Regions from separate parts of the Homo sapiens genome. Here region 2 is linked to region 1. Evidence: chromatin contacts called from ENCODE Hi-C or POLR2A ChIA-PET data. All regions are on one chromosome and are shown on one strand. The core of a region is the stretch at or near the end of the contact, and the rest is flanking DNA. Distances in the headings are between cores, read along the strand shown.

Evidence for each region. Hi-C counts contacts between places; a loop is a spot of excess contacts on that map. ChIA-PET counts read pairs that join two places held with the same protein, here RNA polymerase II (POLR2A). Pooled maps may share reads with other maps.
Region 2: a loop to region 1 is called in a pooled map, with 2.0 times the contacts of the local background. The contact joins two enhancer-like sites. A Hi-C loop is called at or near these places in 3 of 50 pooled maps. POLR2A ChIA-PET finds 5 or more read pairs at or near these places in 3 of 52 experiments (Caco-2, H1 and activated T-cell).

What each region holds. Positions count from the first base shown.
Region 1 is chr1:234,863,557-234,870,014 of GRCh38, reverse strand. The region is part of intron 2 of LOC107985365 (a long non-coding RNA gene); the gene reads left to right. Among named protein-coding and RNA genes, the nearest start is that of LINC02971, 90 kb to the left of the region's middle. Within about 2 kb of position 3,679, at least 13 of the 41 ENCODE cell types and tissues checked have a DNase peak (open chromatin) inside an H3K27ac peak, as active enhancers do.
Region 2 is chr1:234,681,631-234,688,467 of GRCh38, reverse strand. LOC105373209 (a long non-coding RNA gene) reads right to left here. Exons shown (of 3, transcript NR_188651.1): 3 at 5,287-5,776. LOC105373208 (a long non-coding RNA gene) reads left to right here. Exons shown (of 3, transcript XR_949287.4): 2 at 5,869-5,986. Among named protein-coding and RNA genes, the nearest start is that of LINC01132, 39 kb to the left of the region's middle. Within about 2 kb of position 4,092, at least 15 of the 41 ENCODE cell types and tissues checked have a DNase peak (open chromatin) inside an H3K27ac peak, as active enhancers do.

The DNA of each region.
Region 1 (6,458 bases), core at 2,430-4,929:
TTGAGGGAGGAGCAGTGGGAGGTGCGTGTGGAACGGAGGGTTGGGGTGGATGGCAGAGGCATAGGAATGCCAGGCCCGTGAGTTTAAAAGGCATCTTGAATGACATCCCACCACCCAGAGCACTTCTGCGCGGTTCACAAGCGAGAAAGACAATGAGAAAGTAGTATTTTTGGAGGATCTTTGCTGACAGCAGGAATGAAAAGAAATAAATATATATGAGAGCCATTATGAAGGGAACCCTGCAGGACCTCGCGGCTAATTGGATGTGGGGCTGAGGGAGCAGGAGGAGTCTAGGGTGACTTTGAGGTGTGGAGTGAGGTGACTCACAGAAGATAGTGTCGTCGCTGGCACTAGAAAGCCACCAGAGGAGCTGGTTTGGAGGGAGGAGGATGGATTCATTGGTTTTAGGCATGTTGCACGGGATACTGTAGCCAGGAGCCAGGGTCTGGCCCTCGGGAACTGGGTCAGGGTTGGGATGGAGACTTGGCCATCATCTGCAGAGATAAGCAGGGTTTCTCTGTCTTTGAGAGTGAGTAGAGTGAGGGGGAAGCATAGAAAATTGAGGACAGATACAGGGAACACTGGCAGGGGCTAAAACTGACAAAGGAAGAGGAGATCGCGAAGAAGGCAAAGAGAAGGCTGGAAGAGAGCAGTGCCTGGAGGAAGCAGGAACAGGTGTCTGTGGGCATGACTCAGGGGAGGAAAGTTGTTAGATGCTGCAGAGGCCAAGAGGGGCCACGCAGGTAGGAGCCGCTGGGATCAGCCCTGGGTAGCCTGTGCAGAGGCAGCCTGGGTGGACCATGGAGATGTGAATACCAGCTGGAAGGCAAGTCTGAGGTGGGTGCTGGATGAATCAGTGGTGGAACTTAGTTTTAAGAATTTCCACAAAGTGCCAGAAGTGGGAAGATGGTGTCTTCTTTTTATCCTTTTCTTTTCTTTCTTTCTTTTCTTTCTTTCCTTCCTTCCTTTCCTTCCTTCCTTCCTTGTCTGCCTTCCTTCTGTCTCTTTCTCTCTCTTTCTTCCTTTCCTTTCCTCCTTTCCTTTCCTTTCCTTTCCTCATTGCATTTAGCAGAGACTCAGTGTCTTCTTCCTCTTCTTCTTCCTCTTCCTCTTCTTCTTCTTTTGCAAACTCTGCCTCCTGGGTTCAAGTGGTTCTCCTGCTTCAGCCTCCCAAGTAGCTGGGATTACAGGTGCTCACCACCATGCCTGGCTAATTTTTGTATTTTTAGTAGAGACGAGGTTTCACCATGTTGACCAGGCCGGGCTCAAACTCTTGACCTCAGGTGATCTGCCTGCCTCGGCCTCCCAAAGTATTGGGATTACAGGCATGAGCCACTGCCTCTGACCAGATAGTGTCTTCTTGAATGGGGAAAATACCAGCACTTCTGGCAGTTAAGAAGTCCAGTTCTTCAACTCACTAAGCTGCCTTCTGGAGCCCGAACCAGGAATGCAGTGATAAAGAGATGCAGGCTGGAAAAGTTTGAACAACCTGGCCCCAGATTCCCCATCTGTGAAGGGGCACTGAGGCTAGGTCGTACTTGGGCAATTTTTGTGCTGCCCTTAGCTCATGAGCCCCTTCACCAAAGCTAGGTGACCTCTGAGTCCCTTCATATTAGACCAGAGATCCCAATCGTGGGGCATTGCAGCCCCATCATGTGTGGGTTGTGGGCCTCCCATGCTCCTAAAAGCCCAGTGCAATCAAAATAGCTAATGATTATTAAAAACTTTTTGGATTGCAGATGACTGACAGGTATATTCCCACATAAGCTAGTTATTATTATCTTGTTTATACAGTCAAGACATTTGAAGTCCAGAAATGTGACCGATTCACACAGCTAGAATGGAACTTCAACCCAGGCCCCTTACACTCCAAGTTCAAGGCTTTTTCCATCGTGATATGCTATTTTAAAATCCGAGTGGATTAAAATTAAATTTTTTTTTTTTTTTTTTTAGACGGAGTCTCGCTCTGTCGCCCAGGCTGGAGTGCGGTGGTGCGATCTCGGCTTACTGCAAGCTCCACCTCCCAGGTTCATGCCATTCTCCTGCCTCAGCCTCCTGAGTAGCTGGGACAACAGGCTAAAATTAAAATTTTAACTTGACTAGTGTGGAGAATTTTGTGTAACTCTTTGAGCTGTTTAGCAAAATCTACATAGCCCACCTTGCTGGTTGTGGGGACACTGGCATCTCTTGCATGGAAACCTGGCTGGTTTTAACCTTTTCTGCTATTGCAGATGGGGAAAGTGAAGTGGCTCCTATTGACTTTCTGCTGCCGCTTCCAGGTCTGACTTGCACACAGGGCCATGATGCCTGGTGCTTCCTCGGCTCTTCCAGTTGTTTATGTTCAGCCGAGGGCAGTGGATCCCAAAAATAGCAGGCTCTGGCTCGAAGTTCTACCTACATAACTTCTGGGAGCCAAGCCCTCTCTCTCCCTGGCAGGAATGGGTCCTGGGAACATGCAGAGATTCTCCCTGGTGGCATATGGTTTTCCATGGTGGCCGTGACTCAGGAACTCACTGCCATGCTGCCTGACTCTCTACTCTGCCTTTGGGCTCCTGTCTTGCTGGTGTAGGCTGACTTTGATGTGACCTCGAGATTAGCCACCGCCACACTGAGGTCTCTCTTCCTGTCTTCGTGTTGCTGACCTCATCTCGTCCAGCCTCCAACCCCATCTGATGAAGGAAGGGGGCAAGTATGACAGCTGTGCCCCAAGTATAATAGCTCACAACCCGCTACCAAATACAATGTCTTTCCCCACTCAATTCTTATTCTTCCTTCAGGGTTACAATTCCAAATTTCACTCATGCTATTTTTTTTTTTTTTTTTTTTGTAAGACGGAGTCTCACTCTGTCACCCAGGCTGGAGTGCAGTGGAGCGATCTTGGCTCACTAGAACATCAGCCTACTGGGTTCAAGCAATTCTCCTGTCTCAGCCTCCCAAGTAGCTGGGACTACAGGCGTCTGCCACCACACCCTGCTAATTTTTGTATTTTTAGTAGAGACAGGGTTTCACCATGTTGGCCAGGCTGGTCTCGAACTCCTGACCTCAGGTGATCCACCCACCTCGGCCTCCCAAAGTGTTGGGATTACAGGCGTGAGCCACCCCGCCCAGCCTCTTGCTATTTCTTTCAATGCTCCCTGTGCCTTGACAGAGATCCAGGGATTGTGTTGAAGACAATATGTGTAAAAGTAACCAGCATTGCACCCTAAATTGTCCTTCCCCTCTGACAATTGGCCACCATCTCTGTATTAAGCACAAGCACCTCAACAGGCCCTCCGCTGAGGATGCAGGTGAGGACGGGCTGGATGTGCCTTTTATCCCCTCTTTGTGGTGTTACTTGCTCTATTGCAGAATCGAGCATTGGCCCCATTATTCCTGAATGAGTCAGAAGTCTCCGCCCCTCTGCTGAACAGGCCGATGTGTCCCTTGACACACACGTGATAATGGTGCAGTTAAAAAAACAAACCCATAGAGATATGGAAGTGCAGATGTGTAGACGCCCCATGGTTTTTGGTGACACAAACGTCAGCTGTAGCTCAGGGACGTCCTCCTGATAGAACTCGCCATTGTGGCAGGCAACCTCTGAGATGAACTCAGATAGTCTTGCCTGCTGACACCCATGCTCTTGTGTAGTCTCTTCCCACGCTGAATAGGGCTGACTGTGTGACCAATAGGATATTCTAGAGATGACCGACTATGACCTCTGAGGCTGGGTTATAGAAGAAGTGGTGCTTCTGGCTGGGTGAGGTGACTCACACCTTATTCCAGCACTTTGGGAGGCCGAGGCGTGTGGAACACTTGAGGTTAGCAGTTTGAGACCAGCCTGGCCAACATGGTGAAACCCTGTCTCTACTAAAACTATGAAAATTAGCCAGGCGTGGTGGTGAGTGCCTATAAGTCCGGCTACTCGGGAGGGTGAGGCAGGAGAATTGCTTGAACCTGGATGACAGAGGTTGCAGTGAGGCAAGATCATGCCACTTCACTCCAGCCTGGGCAAAAGAGCGAAACTCCATCTCAAAAAAAGAAAAAAATAATAATAAGAAGAAGAAACGGTGCTTCCCTCCTTGTTCTCTTGGAACACTTACTCTGGGGGATGCTAGCGCCACCTCATGAGGACATTGAAGAAACCATACAAACAGGCCCATGCAGCGAGGGCTAATGGTCCCCAACAGTCAGCATTGACTTGTAGGCTGTGTGACCATGGGGACATCTCAGAAGCAGATCTTCCAACCCCAGTCATGCCTTCAGGTGACAGTAGCCTTGGCTGACATCCGAACTATAGCCTGTGCCAGAACCATCCAGTGAAGTCACTCCCAGATTCCTGACCCACAAAGACTATGACATAAGAAATGCTCACATTTTGAGTGCTAAGTTTTGGGCTAATTTGTTACACAGCCACTGATAACTGATACACCCATGGCAAGGACACAGGGACTTCTGACTCAGTCTGGATTCTCAGTCTGACTTGCCTGTGTTTCCAGCTAATGTTGAGTCCTATCCACCGAGCCTCCCAGTACTGCTTCTGGCGACATGCAGCTGCACTGAGGCATTTGAGACCTGGTGTTTCTACTATCTGGATCACTGAAGGAACCTTGGATGCTTTTTTCTAAGCCTGGTAAAGCCATGCAGCAGATCAGCAGGAGGGCACACATTAGCCCACGGGCTGCCTGAGCCCTGGCCTGCAGCTACTCACCTCCTCCTCCTCCTGGGGCTTCACTCCTGTGCTCATTCCATCAGCTATGAGAGTTCAGCTTGACACACAGAGCCTGGTCTCACAGTCACTTATGAGGGGCCATGAGTTCCAGGGTTTCAAACCAGAGAAGATGGGGCTGATATATTTTGTCCATCAGAAACAGCAGAGTCCCACCATGCTAGAAAGACTGTTAGGAGGGTATAGTGAGCCTGGCATGGAGCAGGCACTGAATTGTTTGGTGACTGAGGGGGACTTGGTCTTGCATCCTCCATCACGCTGCTCAGAGAGACGTGGGGCAGAGGTTGTGCTGTGTGTGTGTGTGTGTGTGTGTGTGTGTGTGTTTGTTTGTTTGTTTCTTTCTTTTTATTTTATTTTATTTTTGAAACGAGTTTCACTCTTGTTGCCCAGGGTGGAATGCAATGGTGCGATCTCGGCTCACTGCAACCTCCACCTCCTGGGTTCAAGTGATTCTCCTGCCTTAGCCTCCCGAGTAGCTGGGACTACAGGCATGTGCCACCACGCCCGGCTAATTTTGTATTTTTAGTAGAGTTGGGGTTTCACCATGTTGGTCGGGCTGGTCTCGAACTTCTGACCTCAGGTGATCCGCCCTCCTGGGCCTCCCAAAGTGCTGGGATTACAGACGTGAGCCACCATGCCTGGCTTATTTATTTTTATAGAGATAGGATCTTGCTTTGTTGCCCAGGCTGGAGAGCAGTGGCATGATCATGGTTTACTACAGCCCCAAACTCCTGAGGGGGTGATCCTCCTGACTCAGCCTCCTAAGTAGCTTGGATTACAGGAATGTGCCGCTATGCCCAGCTAATCATTTATTTAGAGATGGGGTCCCATCGTGTTGCCCAGGCTGGTCTTGAACTCCTGGCCTCAACTGATCCTGCTGCTTTGGCCTCCTAAAGTGCTGGGATTACAGGTGTGAGCCCCTTGCCCAGCCTGCACTGTTTTCTGGAGCTCACACTTTCAGAAAGAAATAGGAACACTGGAGTGGAAGAATGGGCGTGGATGAAGAGATTGATGGGGACTTCCAACTCATGCAAGCAAGTGCAGCATTTGGCAGGGGAGGCTCACAGCACATCCCACTTCTGCAAGTCACCAGTGGGTCTTTTCTTGCCACAGGGATCCATCTAGGGGTCCAAGGTATGAAGTGAGTGGGAGGGACTTACAGAGAGACACACGTCAGCTCTGCCTGGAGAAGGATGTCATGGATCTCAGTGGCACACCCAGGTCTCAGAGAGGCAATGAGTTGCTTGTCACAGGAGTTGTTTATTCCCAGCCAGGTGGCTGGGATGGGAGTCTCAGGAGATGAGAGGACTATACTGTTTTTTTCCTGGAGAGGTACATTTCTCTAGTCTGTGGATCAGGCTCCTAAAAGTCCTGCGGAGGCTGCAATTCTGCTGCTTCCCTGCCATGGACTGCCAAATGGGCTGGGTGAAGGAAGGTCCTATTCTCAATGGCATTTCCAGGACCTCTCTGTGTGTGTGATCTGGCTACTTTAGACAGCAATGGTATATTTGCCTTGGCTGATGGGAGTCCCTCATCCCTTGAGCAGTTTTGTGGAGAGCAGGAGAAATGTATCACAGTGTCTTGACGCTCCTGAAAAGCGTATGAGTCACTAGTACCAGGGAACCTGGCGTCCTTTTCTCAGTCATTGAGCTTGCGAGCCAGATCCGAATCATCTTTCCTTCTGCAGTCCTTAATTATGGGGGAAAAAAATGGACTTGTAGAAACCAGTCCTGTGTTTCTGGATGTGGAA
Region 2 (6,837 bases), core at 2,843-5,342, 180 kb after region 1:
ATGTGCTTATTTCCCATCTGTATGTCTTCTTTGGAAAAGTGTCCCAATCTTTTGTCTATTTTTACATTGTGTGGGTTTTTAAAAATTATTGAGTTTTGAGAGTTCTTTATCCAGTATATGCTTTGCAAATATTTTCTTCCAATCTGAGGCTTACCTTTTTACTTCCTTAACAGTCTCTTATGAAGAGCAGAGAATTTCTAATTTTGATGAAGTTCAGTTTATCAATTTGTTTTTCTTTTATAAATTGTGTTTTTGGTGCTGTATCTAAGAAATCTTTGCCTAAACCAAAGTTACAGAGATTTCTTTTCCTATATTTTCTTCTAGAATATTTGTAGTTTTAGGTTTTACATTTAGGTATATGATCCACTTTAATTTTTTATATAGCATAAAATAGGAATCAAAGCTCCTTTTATTTGCATATGTATATCCAATTGTTCCAACACCATTTGTTGAAAACACTATCCTTTCACTACCAAATTGCCTTGCAAAAAATATTTGCAATTTTTAAAATATATGAAAAATTAACTTAAAGTGGATCAACCTTAGTTGACAGTCAGTAGTCTAAGTATGTGTGTATCTATTTCAGGGCTGTTAATCTATCTTTATGTCACAAATACACTGTGTTGATTATTGTAGCTTTATAGTAAGTCTTGAAATTAGGTAGCATTAGTCTTACCATTTTGTTCTTCTCACTCAAAGTTGTTTTGGCTATTCTAGGTTCTTTGCATTTCCATATAGAGCCTAGAATCAACTTGTCAATTTCCACAAAAGAACCCCCTCAGGTTTTGGTTGGAAGGATATTGAATCTATAGATCAATCTGAGGAAAAACGACATCACAATATTGAATTTTCTGACCCATGAGCATAGTACATCTCTCCATTATTCAGGTCTTTAAAAAATTCTCTCACAATGTTTTATAGTTTTCAGTGTTTACAGCTTGCACATCTTTTGTCAGACAAGGACTTCATATTGTTGATGCAATTTAAATTGTTTGAAATTTAAATTTCTGTTTGTTGATAGTTTATGGAAGTACAATTGATTATTGTATATTGATCTTATATCATTACAGTAGCCTTTTTGTAGAATCCATCCTATTTTCCACATGGATAATCATGTCATGAAGAATAAAGACAGTTTTACTTCTTTCCTTAAAATCTGGATTCCTTTTATTTCTTTTTCTCCCCTGGTTGCACTGGCAAGGATTTCTAGCAAAATGTTTAATAGAAGTGGTAAGAGCCAACATTCCTGACTTGTTTCTGTTAAGTATGATGTTAGTTGTAGATTTTTCTTAGATGATTTGTGTCGGATTGGGAACATTTTCCTCTATTTATAGTTTGTTGAGATGTTGGAATAATCAGGAATAGATGTTTGATTTTACCGTATTTTTTCCTGTTTATATCAAGATGATAATATGGTTTTCATTTTTAATTAATATGACAAATGACATTAATTTTCCAACATGAAACCAACCCTCCTTTCCTGGAATAAACTCCATATGAAACTCATATATTATCTTTTTTACATATTGTTAGATTTGATTTGCTAAAATTTGGTTAGAAATTTTGCACCTTTGCTCCTGAGGGATATTAATATGTAGATTTTTTTTTCATCTTTTCCTGGTTTTGGTATCAGTAATGCTTGTCTCATAAGAAGTTGAAAAACAAGACGACTGGGCACATTGGCTCACACTTGTAATTCCAGCACTTTGGGAGGTCGACGCAGGCAGATCGCTTGAGGTCAGGAATTTGAGACCAGCCTGGCCAACATAGTGAAACCCTGTCTCTAATAAAAATACAAAAATTAGCCAGGTGTGGTGGCACATGCCTGTAATCCCAGCTACTGGGGAGTCTGAGGCAGGAGAATCATGTAAACCTGGGAGGCAGAGGTTGCAGTGAGCCGAGATCATGCCGCTGGACTCCAGCCTGGATGACAGAGTGACACTGTCTCAAAAAAAAAAAAAGAAAAGATAAGAAGTTGAAAAACATTTCTTCCTCTTCAATTTTCTAAGAGTTTTGTAAAATTGATATTTCTTCCTTAAATGTTTAATTGTGTATGTCTGCTGGTGATTAATTCTTTCAGCTTTCATATGTTTGAAAGTAGTTTTTATTTTTACCTTATTTTTGAAAGATATTTTACTAGGTATACAATACTAGGTTTACAGAGTTTTTCTTTCACTTAGTGCTCAGTGCTTTTTTTAGGTGTTGCACCATTGTCTTTTCACTTGCATTGTTTCCTATGAGAAGTCTGCTATCACCCTTACATGTGTTCCTCTGTAGATAAATGTACTGCTTTGAAAATTTTCTCTTATCACTGGCTTTGAGTATTTTTATTATGATGTATCTTGGTGTAGTTTTCTTCATAATTTTTGTGCTTGAGATTCATTGAACTTTCTGGATTGTAGTTTTACAGTTTTCATCAAATCGGGGGGAATATTTTGACCATTATTCATCAGATATTTTTCTATTTCCCCCCTTCTTTAGGATCCCCTATTATATTAAAAACTTGAAGTTGTGCCACAGCTCACTGATGCTTTTTTCATGTTTTAAACTTATTTTTTCTATATTTTTTATTTTGAATGTTTTTTATTGCTTATGTCCTCCAGTTCATTAATCTTTTTAAAAAATGTCAAATCTACTGTTAATCCCCTCATCCCATTCAGTGTGTTTTTCATCTCACACATTGTAGTTTTCATCTCTAGAAGTCTAATTTTAAAAATTTATGTTCCATGTCTTTCTTAACTTTTTGAACATATTGAATACAGTTATGGTAATTGCTTCAAGGTCCTTGTTTGCTTATTCTAGGATCTGTGTCAGTCCTGGATTGGTCATTAAGTGTCATTTCTTACTAAGAAGACCAGGCTTCCTTGGAAAAATGAATAATTACAGATTTGGGACAAGAAATGTCCAAGAAGATCCTGGGGCATCTTTCAGTGTCAGAAAAAAGGAAGTCATCAAAGACCTCTTGCTCCTGAGTTTTCATTTTTGCCAGGCCTTTTCTCTTAAGAGATAAAACTCTCTCTTAAGAGAGAGTTCATGCTAATATTTCCAATTCAAGTTTAACATTATAAGGCCTCTGTTTGAATTCTTTGATTTTATACTCATACCTCTTTTCCTGTGCTGTTTAAATAGATATGCATATAAGAATATGTGAAGTGAAATGGCATGATGTCTAGGATTCAATGTAAAAACTTCAGCAAAGATAAAAATACAAACAATAAAGATAAAATGTTGCAAGATTTTGGTAATGAATCTAGGTGACAGGTATTTGGAGGTGTCATATAGTATTCTATGTGAGTGCTTGAAATTTTTTAATTTAATTTTTTAAAAAGAGAGATAGAGATTGAGAGAGGCAGATCCTCTTGCCTAATAAGATTGGCAACTTCATACTTTCTCACTCCCCTTTCCCCACCCAGGCTGTTGCAACATTGGCTTGTGCTTACATTTTGGTGTTCAGATCCATCTTCATTTTTTTCCCTAGGGATATTTCTTACTTTCTTGGAATTCAAATAATGAATTTAAAAGAATATTACAGGTTTTTAACATTTCTAGATGTTTTGTAGTAGGAAAGATTTTAGGTAATCTAATCCACGCTATTTCGGGAAATGGAGGTTTTTAGCTGTACTTTTAAAATAGATTTAATTGTTTCTTAATATACAAGATGCAATCTATAAAGTGGCCATCTCATCTTACAAATACATATTATTGGTGCCCAAAAAGTATAAATGAATGAAAGTAATCCTTATCCTCACTCTTAGAAACAATATAATTCAAAGTGTGTTTCCTACCTTCCAGGTATTGTTATAATAATTTATGTATATAGAGGCTAACATAGTAATGTTTTCAATGGGTGGGAGCATTACAAAGCTTTTTGTTTGAATTTTGCCTACAGAGCAGTGGGTGTACAGCACTTAGCCAAGTAATGAAAAACATCATTTTAAACTGCACAGAGGCCAACAGGTTACAAAGCATTATCTCATTTAATCTTCACAGTGACCTTACAGCACAGCAGGTATTGTCATTCTACATTCACAGATGGAGAGACTGAAGCCCAGGAGGTGAAGCAATACAGCATGACTCACACTAAATGCCAGTGCCAGGACTTGAGCCTCAAGGTTACGCCACCCCACAGCATTTGTCCTCCAAAAGGCCAGGCTATCTTCTCACAATGGCTGTCAGTGTGTTCATTTTCAAAACCTAAACTAGCTAAGTCTTAACAGATGAAAACAAAAAAAAAAATTAACTGAGAAGAAAGGCACCCACAGCTTCAAAATCCAAAGAAGAAAGTAGACCCTTTTGTTTTAGATCAAGGGAAACCAAAAAACAAAAGCGGTGAGACAGAATAATCCCTGAAGGAAAACAGTGACCTTCTCCAGGTTTAGGAAGATGGTCAAACCCGCATGCCCCTCCATGCTTCTAGGAAAACGTACTACACATATTCTTCAGGCAGATGCGAACGCTCCGAAGGGGCGCCCCTCTGCAGCTGGCTGACCAGCCCTCCTCTGCTCTGTCGTTTTCATCCAAACATTTAGATCTGTGGCCGGGTAGATATTAGTGGCTGGGTCAAAAAGACAGTTCTGGTGTGAAATATTTATACTTAATTGGCCTCTGTGTCTGTCTGTGTAGTTTTGCCAAGCATTTTAATAGTTTTCCTTGAGTATTCTTTATTCTTTTTTGGAAAGAATGCTATTCAGGGTAAGAATGGGGGGGGGAGTAGGGGACACAGCACAAAAGGTTGTCTCCTCTGAAGGCTTTGGGCACTCTTCCCAAAACAGATGCAGAAGGCAACACTGGCCTCTGCCTTGAAAATAATGTGGGATATTTATCTTGAAGTTCACCATTGTTATTCTTTGCTTCTTAGCCTTTCTGATTTGAATTCCAGTTTAGTCTTGATTTTGTAGAATAATCAAAGTAATGAATTGGAGGAAAATTATAATTTCTAGTATACAATAGGATGAGATAGAGTGTAACTTTTCATTTGCAATTTAATTTTTATTGTATCTTATTTATTTACTTATTTATTTGTAGAGACGGTCTTGCTCTGTTGCCCAGGCTGGGGTGCAAGTGGCACAATCATAGCTCACTGCACCCTTGACCTCCTGGGCTCAATCAATCCCCCTGCCTCAACCTCCTGAGTAGCCAGGACTGGAGGCTCATACTACCATGCCCAGCAAAGACAGGGTCTTGCTCTGTTGCCCAAGGTGGTCTCAAACTCCTGGCCTCAAACAGTCCTCCTACCTTGGCCTCTCAGAGTGTTGGGATTACAGGCGTGAACCACTGCACTTGGTCTGCAATTTAACTTTTAAATAAGGCATTTATTTGAATAATTCTTATCCAGTATTTTAAAAATATATTTTTATCATTAAATGGTAGTATATACATTTGTCATTAAAAAGTACAAAGTATTAAAAAATATAAAGGGAACAAAAATCACCCACAATTCTACCATGCTGAAAAAAAGATTATTAAGTGTATCCTTTTCCAATGTTTTCTATACATTTTAATTTCTCTTAAAAATTTGAATTTTATTATATATATATATAATATTTCTTCACCTTGTTATTGTGAAAATTATATAGCAAGTGTTTCTCTGTTATTGCCATTCTTGTAAACATAGTTTTTAACAATCTTCATGTTATTCCAAACTATAGATGGTCACAATTTATTGGGAGAGTCCGTTATTTAATTTTTTTCCTTTTGGTGTATTAACAAAACCGTCATGTGCATTCTGTAGTTATATCTTTGTCTGAATCTTTGATTATGTCTCTACCACACTTTCCTAGAAGAGAAATTAAAAAAACAAAGGATCAGCACAATTTTAAGGTTCTCATTAAATATTTTAATTTTTTTTTCCAAAAACAAACTCCCAAGTTACACTGCCACAAGTTGTGGATGGGAGGGCTGGATTTCCTGAACCCTTCCCAGCATTGCTCGAGTTTCTTGGTTCCTCCGCTAGAGAAGAGGAGCCCCAGAGCTCTGTAGGCTCCAGGTAAGGTTGACCCTCCCCGTCGTCCACCCCTCTCCCACAGGGTTGATGCAGGGCAGTGCTCCGTGTGTTTCCCCATGTGTTTCTTCCACACATCCATGAGCAGGAGCAAGGAGGAATGGCAGAGATCTGAGTGCTTCTGGAAAGGCCCTCATAACTCCCCCTTCCCAGCACCCCAAACCTCTGGCCAACAATCCATCACTGCAATCTGCCTTATTGACCCACAGAACCACTCCCATCTCACCCTTCACCACAAACTCCCAGATTATCTCACCTCACCCAGACACATTCCCACACAACACATCCAACCTGGATGCACCGTCTACTCCTCCCCACTTTTGAAGACTTCTAGTCAGTCATCAGCTGAATCCCCTATATCCTCAACCTCCTACTTGGTCACTCCTCTCAACTTCTTGCTCTAATTAGAACTTGGCTCTCCCCTGATGACACCATGTTCCCTGCAGCGTTTTAACATCATAGCTCATTTTTCTCCACATATCTTGAATTACTTGATCTGGAGTGGTGGATGTATGCTTCCTCTTCCCCATCGATGCTTCCAAACCATTCTCCCTCCACCCTCTCTAAATACCCCTAACTTTGAAACTCCTGTTGCAGAACATGGGCTACCCCTCCTGGCTTCAATCATCTACTTCTCCCTGTGACACCTCTCTTCATTTATTAAGGATTTCAGTGTATGGCTCACGTTCCCTGTCTCTAACACAACTCATGTCATAATTCTTGGTGACATCAATACCCACATTGAGTCTTCACTTGTTCCCTCTCTGGACTCCCAGTTCCTTGCCCTCTTCTCCAATGCTGTTGCTCTCCACCCCACCACTGACTCCACCCCACAC